Linked DNA regions of Homo sapiens: region 2 is linked to region 1. Evidence: chromatin loops called from intact Hi-C (ENCODE). Cell type or tissue: PC-3. All regions are shown on one strand.

The links. A loop is a pair of places that touch in the nucleus more often than their neighbours do. Peaks named below come from ENCODE experiments on the same cell type or tissue, not always from the same donor. Only the 100,000 strongest peaks of a DNase experiment are listed, where the experiment ranks them.
Region 2: it touches region 1 in a loop (5-fold over the local background); 2 of 110 quality-filtered maps call a loop at or near these places.

What each region holds. Positions count from the first base shown.
Region 1 is chr5:19,311,018-19,319,017 of GRCh38, forward strand. No RefSeq gene overlaps it. Among named protein-coding and RNA genes, the nearest start is that of LINC02100, 570 kb to the left of the region's middle. In PC-3, a CTCF peak has its summit at 4,023; a DNase peak (open chromatin) is centred at 4,124; H3K27ac peaks cover 1,872 bases.
Region 2 is chr5:18,768,550-18,776,549 of GRCh38, forward strand. No RefSeq gene overlaps it. Among named protein-coding and RNA genes, the nearest start is that of LINC02100, 26 kb to the left of the region's middle. In PC-3, a CTCF peak has its summit at 4,097; a DNase peak (open chromatin) is centred at 4,132; H3K4me3 peaks cover 278 bases.

The DNA of each region.
Region 1 (8,000 bases):
TGCCACTTTTAAACCACCATACCTCATGAGAACTCCCTCACTATCAGAAGAACATCATGGGGGAACGGCCCAATGATCCAATCACCTCCCATCAGGTCCCTCCCTCAACACATGGGATTTACAATTTAAGATGAGAGTTGAACACAGAACCAAACCATATCAATTTTATTGTCAAATTGATTGGAAATTCCTCTTACCTCATCTTATTAAATGATTCAACAGCAATTGATAAATTCAACCATTCTTTCTTTCTCTTGCAATAATCTTCTTGGGTTCCCTGAAATGAAGATCTTTAGTGGTTTTACATATATGTTTTGTTCACCTTACTTTGCCAGACCTTTTTACAGATTTCCCTATTTCATTGGCATACATCAGATCTTTGTTTTCTTATCTTTTTCTACCATCTCCTTAGGTAAAATAAACAGTTTGTTGGTTTGTTGCTTTAGCCAACATATTGTGCTGATGCGTTCTTCTGTTACCTCTTTAGCCTTAACTTTTCCTCTGAGTACCAGTCTCGTATATCTAAATTTATACTTGACATCTTCATGTAGATGTCTTTCATGCATTGTAAGCATATACTAAGTAGAAATGGTCATTTCTCTCCCCAAATCTTTTTCTCCTTGAAAATACTACATATCAGAAAATAGTGCTGGAATTCATCCAGATATTCATGCAAGAAAAATTGGAGCAATTTTTCAGTTACTTTTTCTACCTCAGCCATTATATTCAAGCATCAGTCTTTCTTATATTTTATTATTTTATTTATAATCTATCCACTTTTTTCTGATCTCCACTGTCTTCACCTTAGTTGATCTCTTCTATGGCTTATTGCAATAGCCTCCAAACTCATCTCTAGATGTCTCTCTTGATCCTTCCAATCCATTCTCCACAAAGTAGCTAGAATATTTCAACTAAAATATTTTTATACTGCACTTGGAATAAAGCATTGGCTCTTTACATTAGGCTAGTAAGGTCAATGCTTTCTCTTGTCCCATTTGTCATTTGTACTTCATCTCAATAGCACTCTCTCCATTTCTATTAGAGTCTAGGAAAATGGTCTTGGGTTACACTTACATGCCAAACTTTTTCTCCATTATTGCAGATTTTCCTCTGCCTTCCACAGTCTTCACTTCTATTTTGTTTAGCATGATCATGCTCATTGGTTTTCTGGGTAAGACCCAACATTTTAAAGAGTGTCTCCTTTTTCCTCAGAATTGACTACATTTGGGCAAATTCTATGACAAATCTATAATTTCAAAGCAAACTCTTCTTATTCTTCAGTTCTTAAAATAAATGTCACTTTATCAAAAAACTCGCCTGATAATTCTTTGCAAAGCATTCTCCATCTTAGAGTATTATCCCTTACCCAGTTTTCTTCAAGCAGATATTTAAATTACCGTATATTTCATTAAGCTGGTATCTCATTGGTGGCCCAGAGTTATTGCATATGGTGCTGGGAAAACAGCAACTTTGCTACATAATGATATATTGCTTTTGTATCACCCATAATTTTTTAGACTTTAGAAAAGGATACTTTGAATCTTATTCAACAATTATTATCTTATCCATGTAAAAATGTAACTATATGTAAAATAAATGGTGAAGTTTAACCTTAACTTTAACCTAAACCTTGAATTCGAAGTTCAACTTTCCTAAGTTGTATTTTGATGCAGATATTGCTGTTCATGTTTTTCATGCAACAATGTCCTTCCCACTGTTAAGGGATTGGCAAATGCAGGAAAGAAAGAAATAATTTATTCAAATATTGCTTTGCCTATGTTTCCCAATTTTTAAGTCAGCTGTTGGCACATATTTTGCAAATTTTGAAGTCAGCATGTTCTGAATCTTAGCAGGAGTCATCGAGATTCTGCACTCTTACTTCTTCTTCAAATAGTTCTGAAATATCCTGTGTGCTGAAATACCAATGGATGTAGCTTTCCAGATACTACACTAGGAGTAACAAGCAGACACTTTTTCATGAGTGTGTTCTTTAATTGTTGACACCTCTGTCTATACCAAGCAGGGCTGCCTTATCACATCCACTTCTTATAAATTTCAGCTGGTTCAATCATTTCCCTTATCCTTTGCCCAGTAGGCAGCTCTTTCTTTCATTTGTAAGTTGAAGGGAAATTCCCTTTCCTTTATTGTATTTTATTTTTATTTTATTGAAAGGCACTGTTATATCTGTGAATTACTTTTCCTAATATTTGGGGCATTTTTCAAATAAAATAATACCTAATTCCACTGCTTTGATGATATATAAACAGCCTAAACCAATATATATATAGGTAGATAATAACTTTTACTAAAAGACTGCATTCTGGACCACAGCAACAGGAATATTCTATTAATCAGGCAATGAATACTAAGTTCAGAGATGTTAAAACGTACATTAAAATTATGTGTATTTTAGTATGAGTGAAATAAAGGATATCTTTTTTATTACATTTTTTTACTGGCTAACTATCCCTCTGGATTGAAAGTTGAATAAGGCTGTGTCTATTGCATTCACTTTGATCAAACAGACTAAGGTAACATCTGATTAATATTAGCTGTTGAACAAATTCCACATATATTTGTCGAATAAATGTATAAATAAAACCTCATAATGGAAAACTCTCCAAAGTATGAGTTTATTTATAAAAGGTGAAATTAGCAAATGCACTAATTAAAATAAAATTATATCAATCTTAGGACTCCTGGTTTTTGTAAAGAAAATTTCAGTTTTTTAGTAAAAAGATTTTAATATGAAAATGAAATAGTCAAGTACAATATGTACTTTCATTATTTTATTAAACTTCACCATGCGTGTTTGTCTTAGTCCAGGTTGCTATGACAAATTGCTATAGACCAGATAACTTAAACAACAAACATTTTTAATTTTTACAATTTTGGATGCTGGAAGTCTGAGATCAGGGTTCCAGCATGGTTGGGATTTTGATGAGGAACTTCTTTCTAGTTTTGAAGGACCATCTTCTTCCTGTGTCCTCACAAGTTAAAAAGCGAGGAAGCTAACTGGCCTCTTCTAAGGTCACAAATCTTATTCCCGAGGGTTTTACTTTCGTGACCTAATTACCTTCCAAAATCCCTACTCCCAAATACCATCACATTGAGATTAAATTTTCTACATATGCATTTTGGGAGAACACAAACATTCAGTTCATTGCATTCCACTTCTGGCTTCCCAGAATTCATGTGCTTTCTACATGCAAATGCATTCATTTCATCTCAATAGGCCCAAAATTAACTCACTCCAACATCAACTGTAAAGTTAAAAGTCCAAAGTCTTGTCTGAATTCAATATGATTAGGATTTGAGGTACAAATGTTCCTCAGACAAAATTCTTATCTAGCTGTGAAACTGTAAACTCTCATGTATTTTTTAGGGCTCTTCAGAGAGATAAAGCTAATAAGATAGATAGATGGACAGGTAAATTGATAGAAAAAGAAAAGAAAAGAGAGAGAGAAAAGAAAGAAAGAAGAGAAAGAAAGAAGGAAGGAAGGAAAGAAAGGAAGGAAGGAAGGAAGGAAGGAAGGAAGGAAGGAAGGAAGGAAGGAAGGAAGGAAGGAAAGAAAGAAACACCGAAAGAAACAGAAAGAAAGAAAGAAAGAGAAAGGAAGGAAGGAAGAAAGGAAGGCAGGCAGGGAGGGAGGGAGGGAGGGAGGGAGGGAGGGAGGGAGGAAGGGAGGAAGGGAAGGAAAGAAAAGAAAAGAAAAAGAAAGAGGGAGAGAGAGGAAGGAAGGAATGAAGGAAGGAAGAAAAAATATGAGAAGAAATTTATTAGAGGAATTGGCCCATGTGATTCTGAAAAGGTCTTATAACAGCTTGCCGTCTGCAAGTTGCAGACCCTAAAATGCCAGTAGCATGACTCAGTCAAGGCCAAAAGCCTCAGAACCAGGGCAGTGATGGTGTAACTCTCAGGCCAAGGCTGAAGGCCTGAGAACCCCAGGAGGTTACTGGTATAAGTCCTGGGGTTGAAAAGCAAAAGAGCCTGCAATTCTAATGTTCAAAGATAGGAGAAGACTGGTGTCCCAGTTCCAAGACAGAGAAAAATAAATTGCCTTTCATTTGACTTTTTGTTCTGTCTGGGCCCACAGCCAGTTGGATGATGCCTGCCCATATTAAGGACAGATCTTCCCCACCCATTCCACTGACTCATTCACCTGTCTCCTCTGCAAACACTGCCACACACAGACACACCCAGATATCATGCTTTACTAGCTCTCTAGCTATTTCTTAATTCGGTCAAGTTGATACCTAAAACTAACCATCACATTAAACAAGTTATGCGCTTCTAAAAAAAAATGGTGTGACAGAAATAAGATAGACATTGCCATTCCAAAATGGAGAAATAAAGAAGAAGGAGCCAGGACATGGTGGCTCACGCCTGTAATCCCAGCACTTTGGGAGGCTGAGGCGGGTGGATCACGAGGTCAGGAGTTCAAGACCAGCCTGGCCAAGATGGTGAAACCTCATCTCTACTAAAAATACAAAAATTAACCTTGCGTAGTGGCAGGCGACTGTAATCCCAGCTATTCGGGAGGCTGAGGCAGATAATTGCTTGAACTTGGGAGGCGGAGGTTGCAGTGAGCCGAGATTGTGCCATTGCACTCCAGCCTGGGCAACAGAGCGAGATTCTGCCAAGAAAAAAAAAAAGAACTTATTTTCCATATTTCTAGCAACATTCTGTACGTAAGTATTCATGTATGCTTTAAGATGAATAAAGCTTTCCTTAAAGCTCCCATCTTTTCCTTTTGAGTCTTTACCAGATCCACTTAATTCCCTTCAGTGACAATCTTAGGTTTTTCTAGCATGCACTTCAAAATTCTTCCAGCTTCTACCCATGACTCAGTTCCAAAGCTCTTCCACAATTTCAGATATTTTTTCCAGAACCACCCAACTTATTGGTACCAACTTCTGTCTTAGTGAGCATGGCTGTTATAAACAAATTACCATAGACTGTGTTGCTTACAAAAACCAAAAACTTACTTCTTACCATTCTGAAGGTTAGAAGTCCAAGATATGGGTATGAGTGTGGTTAAGTTCTGGTGAGGACCCTCTTCCATGTTGCAGACAGTCTACTTATCCTGTACCTTCACATGGAGGAAAAAGAGCTAGCTAGCTCTTCAGCCATTTCTTATAAGAGCGTTAATGCAATTCACGAGGGTCACCCTGTGACCTCATTACCACCCAAAGACCAGGACTTCAAACACCATCAGATTGGGATCAGAATTTCAACTTATGTATGAGATGGAGAGATCAATTTCAGTCTGTTGTGCTCTTTCCATCAAAATTTGGAAATTTAAATGCTGATGTTTAACATTATAAAATATTTTTAATTTATCATACTGCCACAGGGATACCTCTAAATTCTGTTCTTGAAGCTAACTGTCTTTGCAACCCAAAAGAATATTACATAAAGGAATCAAGAACACTATGAATACATTGTTTTCCCAGAAAAGTTTTGTGAATGTTGTGTGATTGCAATATTTCTATTTTTATTTAAAACTTCAATAGTTTGTAGTCTTTTTTTTTTTTTTTGTAAATTGTCAGTTACAAGTTTACAAACTATGAGGACTGGTTGATCCTCATATAAAGATGTGTCTTGTCATGTGCCTAGTGATACATCTTCTCTCACCTCTAGTAAAAGAAACGGCAGGGTTTTACCCTGACAATGTCACAGAGCTGTTTCAAATTCCCTTACTTATTTCTCAGTGTTTATAGCTTGTGCAGCTGTCAGCAGCAATGGCTTTTTCTTTGTTAGGCAGGGAAATGTCTGAACTTATAATTAGACCTCAGTTATGAAAATGTAACTAGTTAATCATAGCTTTAATTAGGGCTTTTGGACTCCAGAGGGATTTGAATATATCCAAGAATGGTGGAACACAGCAGCCAAAGCTTGCCTAAATTATTTTAGAGTTTATTTTCTAATTCACATACAGATGTTCATCTTCACTATATGGCCCATAATTATCATCTGAACTATTATTTAGTTATATTATCTAAAATGTTTATATCAACCGTAATACCATTATTTAAATTTGAAACTTCTTCTCTGATGAAATTATTTTAATTATACCAGTGAGATATGTGTAAGCAAGACAATAGTAACAATTTTTTAGCCACATCATAACACTGTGATATTAACATACGTGATCAACTTAATACAAACAAAACTACAAAAACAAATTTTAAATTAGAATAATAAAGTTAATATGATGGCTTATGTTACCCAATTAAAGATAAATCACTGATACGGATCAGATTCTTTTGTGTTAAGTCTAATGTGTGATTTTTCAATTTTCTCTCTTCTTTTCTCTATTGCAACTTTTGTGATATTTTTCTTAGTTCAACATAATCTTGTACCACTTGTACTTCACTAATGGCAAATACTTCATGAATTCAGTCTTTTTCCTACTAGCCTCGACAGGCCTCAATGTATGTTTCTCCCCTCCCTGTGTCCATGTGTTCTCATTGTTCAGCTCCCACTCATAAGTGAGAATATGTGGTATTTGGTTTTCTGTTTCTGTGTTTGTTTGCTGAGGATAATGGCTTCCAGTTCCATCCATGTCCCTGCTGCAAAGGACATGATCTCATTCTTTTTTATGGCTGCATAGGATTCCATGGTATATATATACCACATTTCCTTTATTCAGTCTATCATTCAATGTCTTTGCTGCTGTGAATAGTGCTACAATGAACATGCAAGTGCATGTAGGTTTATAATAGAATAAACTGCCTAATTCAGCTAATTCAGCAGTATTTTCTATCCTTCATTTCTTGATTAGATTTCACAGATTATGAGCTCAACAACAATACTTAAAATACTGCCAACTCCCTTATACCTTTAACTTTTTTTTTTTTTATTGGACTGGCAATATCCTCACTCTGGCTAAACTCAACTTTCTCTTTTCTCCATGTGAGAGTTGTTGGAGAAAGTTTCATCAGAACAAGCAAAGTTCATCATAAAATTCAAATGACCCCCAACACCTGAGGAATTCTGTTAATTTTCCCAAATCAACTCATACTTTGAAATTACCTTTTAAAAATGCTCTGTTGTCATGTAATCATTCCTCCTAAATTCACAAGCTCAACACATTATTATCTCTCCTAAGTTATAGATATTGTAGAAACAACCAGAAAAAGCCAACCCCCTCCATCTTCATTCCACAAATATACAAACACAAAAGCCTATCTGCAGCTGTAGCTACAACAGCCTCTGTTTCTTTGTTGTTGATTCTTTAAAGGAAGAGTTGGCAAACTGTATTATATGGGCCAAATATGGCTGTCTGCTTGTTTTGGCAAATAGAATTATACTGGAACACAATAATGTCCATTCTCTTACCTGTTGTTAATGTCTGCTTTCCCACTTAAATGGCAAAGTTGAGTAGTTTTAACAGAGACTGTGTGTTCCTAGAAGCCAAAAATATTTACACTAGTCCTTTACAGAAAATGTTTACCAAATCTACACTACAGCAACTAAAAATTTAATGCTAAATTTCAAAATACTTGCTTCGGACTTTATTATTTTCAATCTTCTCAAGAAATTTTTGAATTTATAATACATTTTTTTTATTTTATTTTATATTCAAACTTGTTCCTCAGGCTAGATTCTTTTTTGTTGCCTTTTAACTATTCTTAAATATCTTTAATATTAAAACATCAACAACCATCACCAATCAACTAAGCAACCAACCAGCCTTTGACCATATATCTTCCTGTTGCTATCATAATGATCTCGTCTCCTTTCAAGCCAAAATTGTTTAAATTTTCTTTATTCCTGACATCTATTTTACCACTTCTTATTAATCCTCTGCACAATATTAATCTGGCTCTAATTTCCATCTCCCCAAGAAAATAGTAGATGTTAAGCTCACCTGCATCCCCCATCACCTACACTCCATCATCTATACAATTGTTCCCAAAGTTTGCTATGCAACAGAATTGTTTGGAGAGTTTAATAAAACACTGATTCTTCAAAAATACTTTCAGAATTTCTG
Region 2 (8,000 bases), 540 kb before region 1:
TGCGATTTAATCAAGGAATGCACAATATTTTCTGAGTTAGATTTCAGAATTTCCAGTGACCCCTTTCTGGTTTCCATTTCCCCATTTTTGAACAAACATTTCTGTAACAGGTATGCATTTCCTTCTACGTCGTATGTAGGATAGAGGCAGTAAATTTGACTTTATAATTTCACAGATCTAAAGATGGAGGGAATGTACTCAAGAAATTTCAACAAAGCATCCTCAGCAAGCTTGACCCCTGTGCTTCATGCCTTTCCCATTGACAAAATACATCCACCTCCCAAGGCGTTCAAGAGTCCCATCCTATTATAGCATCATCTCAAAGCTGCATGGATTTTTCAGTGTCTTTGAATTATATAAACGGGATTAGACTTTAATTTTAATTTCTCATAACAATATTGAATCTAAGGTTGTAACTCTTCAAAAAGGTGTGTGAAGTTTATATGGCCATTAGGATGGCTTGGTTTTAGCTTGTTTATCCCAACCTCTTCAGCACTCAATAATATAGTGGCTCTCCACCCCTAATTTGAAAAATGTATATTGAAAGAACTTGTTAATCATACTTCGATTTTTAAAATGATATATTCTGTATACTTTTGTTATTACATATAAAAATAGAAACATTATATATTATATATAATAGCAAAATATGTGTGTGTGTGTGTTATACATATATATGATACTGACTTAGTCCACTTGTTTTGCTATAAAGGAACACCTGAGACTGGGTAATTTATAAAGAAAAGAGATTTATTTGACTTGCAGTTCTGCAGGCTGTATGAAAAGCATGGCATCAGCATCTGCTTCTGGTGAGGTACTCAGGCTGCTTCTGCTGATGGCAGAAGGTGAAGGGGAGTAGGTGTGTGCAGCGATCACATGGTGAGAGGAAGATAGCAAGAGAAAGAGAAGGAATGTGCCAGGCTCGTTTTAACAATCAGCTCTCATGGGAACTAATAGAGCAAGAACTCACTCATTATCTTGAGATCAGCACCAAGCCTTCATAAGGGACCTGCTCCCATGATCCAAACATTAGGTCCCATCTCCAACACTGGGGATCAAAACCCAACATGAGGTGTTGAGGGGTTAAATATCTAAACCATACCAAATACTTACTCAGGTTTTAATCATTATTTTAAAACAAAGATTATGCTTTATCTTCTCTATTACATCATTCAAATATATAAATGGAATTTTTATAATAATGTGAGTAGGAATTTGGAATGAAAATAGCTTAAATGCCATAAAACATTTTCTTTTAAATATGCCATGAGACTACAGTGAAGAGCCTCACAATGTTTATTTTTATTCACAGAAAGTCAAATTTTAAGATTTTCTCAGTTTATTTATTTAAAATTTTCACATTCATAATAGTAATTTGTTTTAAATGTTTATTGCCATGAGATAATGATTAAAGCTATAAACTAATATACAAATGAAAAAATAATGGCTATGTGCTCATAAGACTAGCATATTTATCAAAGTAGAGATGGAGAGCAAACATATAAATGAATGAAAAATATATGTTATTATATTAGAGTTACTTTGGTTTTTATTTGAAAACAAACTCATTGTTACTTAAAATCAAAATGCAAATCAAAATGTACTTTTGAAATGGACTTTTTTTTTGAATATTAGATCTACTTGGAGAATATTAACTTTGCCCACTTTAATGGAACAATATTAGGTTTTAAAAATAATTGTCCTGTAGAAACTGAAAATAAGAAATTTATTTGGCTATTAATTTGCCTAAGGATAAATTCTTGGTTTTGCTTTTATCATTAAAAAAAGTTAATCTATTCCGCATTTCCATTTAGAGTTTCAAACACAATTCCAAAATGAAGTTTAAGTTTTTCTGCCTCATGCTCATTAAAAGCAATGAAACCTCTGGCTGTTTTATGAAAAAATTATTTAAGAGTTAGGAAGCTGCAAGCCAGTTAAAATGCTTTGCTTAAATATTTTGAAGATTCTCAGTTAAAATAGTTCTAATGTTACATGAAGCTCTCTTTAGAACTTATTGCTTGTGTAGAATGAAGAAGTAGGGAAATATCAACCCAAAGGAAATAACTGTAATGGAAAAAAGGGAACCTTTCCCCCAAAGGCTTAGAGACTCTTATACCATTTCCCAAGCCTTCTTAAAACAGATTTCCTCCAAAATGAAAGGAAAATCTCTCTTATAATGCTACACAGAAGACAGAAAACAATTTATAAAATCCAAACCCAAAAGTGAACTTAAAACACTAAATTCTCTACATAAATACACAATGCCATCCATGGTCTTAATTTGATTCACCTATTGTTGCTTATATTGTATTTGTTCTATATTTATAGCCTATTGCTCAGTCACATCAAACCACATTGTGTTGTGACTATATTCCTTAGTGTTTTTTTCTACTATGTCTTTGAAAATAAAGAGCTACTTATTTCCACTTTCTCCTAAAATTCTAAAATTTTAACAGAGTTGCATGGATACAAAGAAAGTCAATGAATGGGCATAAAATGCCTGATTAATTTCTTAAAACTCTATATAAATTGTTACATATCTTCATATAAGTGTTCTCAAGAAAGTTTTCTTAAGCTTCTTTAAATTGTTAAAAAGGTCCTGAAACACAAAATCATTATCACTAACTTACGTTTGCTTATTAAGTTTCAAATCTGTAGAATGTATATTAAGCACATTTTGGTTTAATAAAAATATTTATTTCTTACCACATTATTCTCAGGTCTAGCATATCACGTGATACATGGAAGTGGTTGGTATGTATTTATTGAATGTTAAAATAAACAAACAAACAAGCCCCACAGTTTTGGACACTGAAGCCTAAATAGATTAACTCAATTGCTCAAGCTCACTGAAGCCAACGTGTGCAAGTTAAGACATGCATTTCTGGTCTGTCTGATATAATCACCAAATGGAAACATTTAATGTTCCAAAGTACTAAAAAACGCTTGAGACTTCAAGATGTCTATTGTGTTGCTTTCACAAAGAAATATTATCTGGCCTCTACCTTTTCCTCGACCCGAGTTAGGTTATCCCTTTACCTTCACAAATCTCCATCATAGCATAATCTATTGCAACTTGCAGTACAGTTTGCTAATCCCCACGGTATAACTACTTCTACCAAGGCTGATTTTCAGCTATTAATGTGATGTCATGGGACACAGAGTTCAGAAGAAAAGAACATGGGGGGTTCAATCCAGCTGATAGTAGCTGGGTCTAGTACATAAGTTCAGTCTTCTTGATTTCCACCAATGGACTTGTATGACTTGATTCTCCAATAGGTTAGTACTTTATTTAGTTCAAAATAGATATTTATCAATTGGGTGAGAATATAAAGTAGGTAAATTTTGAGGCATATTTCTCATATTTAAAACAAGAAATAATAGCAGGCATATCAGGACATTTAGGTTTAAATATCAATTTTGTGTGTGTGTGTGGTAGGCTTAATTCAAAAGATGTCACAAGATTCTTGACTAGGGTTTATTCATTGAAACACTACTGCAAGCACTACTGTAAAGGGGCATTGAAGATGAAAAGATAAATTAACATTTAAAATTAGATAACATTAAAATAGGCAGACTATGCTGGCTTATTCAGGTGAGCTCAGAGAAATCACAGGGGCTGGTAAAAGCAGAAAAGGAAAACAGAAGAGTCAACCAGAAATATAAAAAGCATATGGAGAATTAAGGAGCAATCGAGATAGTCTTAAATGTGAGCTATCCAGAGGATACAAACAGTCTTTAGAAGAATAATCCTCTTGCAGTGGTCAGCAAGGAAATATAGACCCCAGTGCTAAAACTGCATGAAAATGAATTTGGCCAACACCCTGAATGAGACTGGAAGTAGATTCTCCCTAGAGTCCCCAGATAAGAACTTCAAATGACTGACACCAAACTCTGACACACAAAATTGTAGGACATTAAATAAGTGTTGTTTTAAGTTGCTAAATTTGTGGTAAATTTGTTACAGCATTACAGAATAGCAATATAGTGGGTGTGGAGAGACAAAACTTCCTGTAATGCCTTTGAAAGTTGTATAGAGAAGTGACAAAGTGAAAAATACATACCTGGACTTCACTAGGGCTGGCAATCCAAGCCTTTCAGCAGCAGGAGGAGCAGCTGCACGTAAAACCAACTTTCTTTTTCTTTCATGAGGTAGCAATCATGAGTCATTTATGGGTAAGGCTGAAGATGAATGTTCCGAGTCCTATAAAAACAAATTCTTTGCGTTTACCAAGTTAATATGTTGCACCGCTCCCCACTCACTTTTTCCTTTGAAAAATTATTAAACTAATTTCAGTCTTCATTTGTAAATTAAAGTTACTTATCTACCTTGATTGTTTAAAGAATGACTGTTAAAATTTGTGTTCAGTCCACTGGTCATAGACTGAAACTAAATAAGGTAAAACATAATGACATGCATAATGAGTGAAACACAAGATAATCGTCTTAATGTGAGATGGGGAAGGTTGTTTATTTTCTAATCTGATATTTTAAAATATTATCTTAATTAGATTTTAAATTGCTAATGTGTATCTTATGTTTTGATGTGGATAGATATAAATAAGAACAGCAATACAAAAACATACACATATTTTGGGTTTTTAAAAGACAAAAAAAGGATCTTATATCCCTTAAAATATATCACCTACCATATACATGGTAATTATGATGGGTAAAACTTTTATGTTTCAATTAGGATTGCTAAAATTAAAATATAACTAGGAAAGATTTTATAATAAAGTATGGACCAATCTTTTTTTTCAAAAAGTAACTCTATAAAGGGGATTAGAGTCAAACGAGCATAAAACCAGAATATCAGATATTCCCATTAAGTAATATTCTCAGAATATTTATTCATAAATATACATTGACTGAGAGATTAACAAGCTGTTATAGGATTTCTGCACTGAAATTCTAGGATGCTGGCTACTGAAGTGATTAAAAAACAAGTACTAGCTTTATTTCCTATTCTCAATAATATTATGATTTAATTAGAGAAGGCTGACTAATGCACATGAGATAATTAGCAAGTAATGAAAAACAGTATGAATTCGTATGATAAATGTGGGACCAACGTTATTCAAGAGCACTGTTTTATCTAAAACTAATAATATAAACACCCTTTGAAGAAAAGACAACGACAAAAAAATAAAACAGCAAATGACCAAAGGAGAGGAGATATATGTAACTATTATAATTTCAGGCATAAATAAGTTCTTATCATAGCTTCTTCACTTTGCTTTTAAGTATCTGAGCCCCTTCTGTTAGAACTAGTATTACAGTAATTACTATTTTTATTCTCTGTAGTCTTTTTCTGAATGTTCATATGGATTTTTGGGCTTCTGTTTACATAACATTCTGTCTGAGAAAAAAATAGGTTTCATTACTAAAAAGAAATTTTATGCAATGATTAGGTTTTCAAAAATACTGTTCAATGTTGTCCTTGTATTTTGAACAAATTAATCAGTTTCTACTCAAAGAGAGAAGCCTCTATTATTCACATACAATCAGATCAAGTATAATTGTTATGTGACTGTGAAAAGAAACCCACACATCTTTTAGATTGCAGGATATGTAAAACAGGCTCTGATGCTTATTATAACGAATAAAAGACATAGGCAATAATTTGTTTTTAATTTTTGTTTCATAACATGATGAATGGCTGATAGAAAACATAACATTTCTTTTGGTTTATCAGGGACAAAACAACTATAACAATATATAATATTCTTAATTTTAAAAAATCTAGTAACAGCCATCCTTACTTTATGGTTTTTCTTCTTACCCATCTTTTTTCTTTTGATTTACTCAAGAACTAAATCTATGAAGCGCAAGAGGCACTCATATCCCTATTTTGGTCTGATTACATTTTCATTATCCCTTGATTCCTTGTTTGTCACAAAATCTGTGAATTATAATTTGGCTTCTCATTTAGTTTTCTCTCTAGGGAGAAAATATGCTGACCAGACGAAGTCTGTATTTAGTCTTGTTGGCAGTTGTATTTAATATCAACGCTCCCCCAATTAACTTTCTGGCACAGAAGTTGCTCTATCTTAAATTGGGTTTATAAAAGATACTATTATTAAGTTTATTCAATCTTGAGAGTTAAAATAATCATATTTTTGGTTTTATAAATGTAAGAAACAAACATTCAAATATAATAAACTTAAGGGTTTTATTCCAGTCCTGCCAAATAAACAGATGACCCTCTTCTGATGGCACTCCGTTTTCTTGAATTTACATTTTAAACAAAATATAAACTTTAAAAAAAATTTTCCAAACCTGCACCTTCCTAGTCTCTGTTTCAGGAATATTATCGTTTTGCTTAAATACTTAATGAGTTACAATGGTTAACTTGATTTCTCTTTTCTATTTAAAACTATATTCAATGTATTAGTTATGTCAATTACGACATCAAAATTTAGCATTAATTTGTCCCTTTCTGTTTGTCTATTCTGCCATCATGCTAATTCATGCCAAAAGCATCTTTCCAATAGAGACTATATCAACATGCTAAGAGGAGTTAAACTTCCATTTTGGTACATACTCATTTTCATTTTCTATACAATTCTGAAAATGTTTCCTTAAAAATTATAGGCATGAGCAGTGGCTCATGCCTATAATTATTACACTTGGGAGGCGGAAGCAGAGGCATCGCTTAAGGCCAGGAATTTGATACAAGACTGGACAAGACCCGGTCTCTACAAAATTTAAAAAAAAAATTAGCTGGGCATGGTGGCTCACTCCTGTAGTCCTGTCTATTAGAGAGGCTGAGGAGGGAGGATCACTTGAATCCAGGAGTTTGAGGCTGCAGTGAGCTAGGATTTTGTCACTGAACTCCAACCTGTGCTACAAAGTAAAACACTGTCTCTAAAAGATAAAATAAAAATGTAAAACTTAAAATGATACACTTCTGATTACCCAATGGTATCTCATTGGAAATTGAATAAAACCCATTCTGCTCAGCATACCTGTTTCATTCTGTTTTGGCTACTGTAACAAAACATTATAGACTGAGTGGCATGGAAGCAACAGAAATGTATTTCTCACAGTTTTTGAGACTGGAAAGTCCAAGATTAAGGCACCAGCAGATTCTCTGTCGGGTGAGGGCCTACTTTCTAGTGCACAGATAATGCCGTCTTCTGAGTCTTTACATAGGGAAAGGAGTGAGGGATTATTCTAGGGTGTCTTTTATAAGCCCACTAATCCCCGTTCATAAGGATTCTCTTCTCATGACCTAATCATCTTCCAAAATTCTCATCTCCTGATACCATAACCTTGGGTATTAGAATTGTAACGCATGAATTTTAAGGGGACATAAAGATTCAAATCATAGCAATACTCTAAAAAATACTTCTTTAACTTTGCAAATATATCTCCTTGCTTAATTTGCATTAGTTTTACTAGACATTTTATCCTTCAAATTGCCAAATATTTTTATACCACAAGGTTTTATTAATATTCCACCTATCCAGCAGAAATTTCCCGTATAATTTTTTAGTTCAGAGGAATAAAATATAATCTATGTTCTGATTGCTTACTATCTAGTAGACATCTGAAACACTACAGATTTCAATGATATAATGGCAAAGTTAATACTAGAGGTGTGAGAAGTTGGCTTAGCTAGAGGTGTGAGAGTCTTGCTTATATCTTTGTCCCAAAATTTTCTGATTTCCTTAAGTAGAAGATCTCTGTTCCTAATTTTATTACTACCTACCACATTCCCACCTAGGCCTTTAACCCATTGCATGTGGCTACTCAGACGTGTATTTGAGAAAGAGCTGTGAGAGGTGTGAGAAGTTGGTTATCGAAATGCAGTGTAACATATCTAATACAGGCTGGGGAAAGATCTTCAGTAATTACAAATATATAAGTGTAAATAGTACATCAACTATTTCAAATCCTCAAAGCACATCAGCTTTGAGGATTAACAGTTTGTTAAACTTTCTGCTAAGGATTATATTCCTTTCTCCAACACACTTTTTTTTCTGGACAGGGTC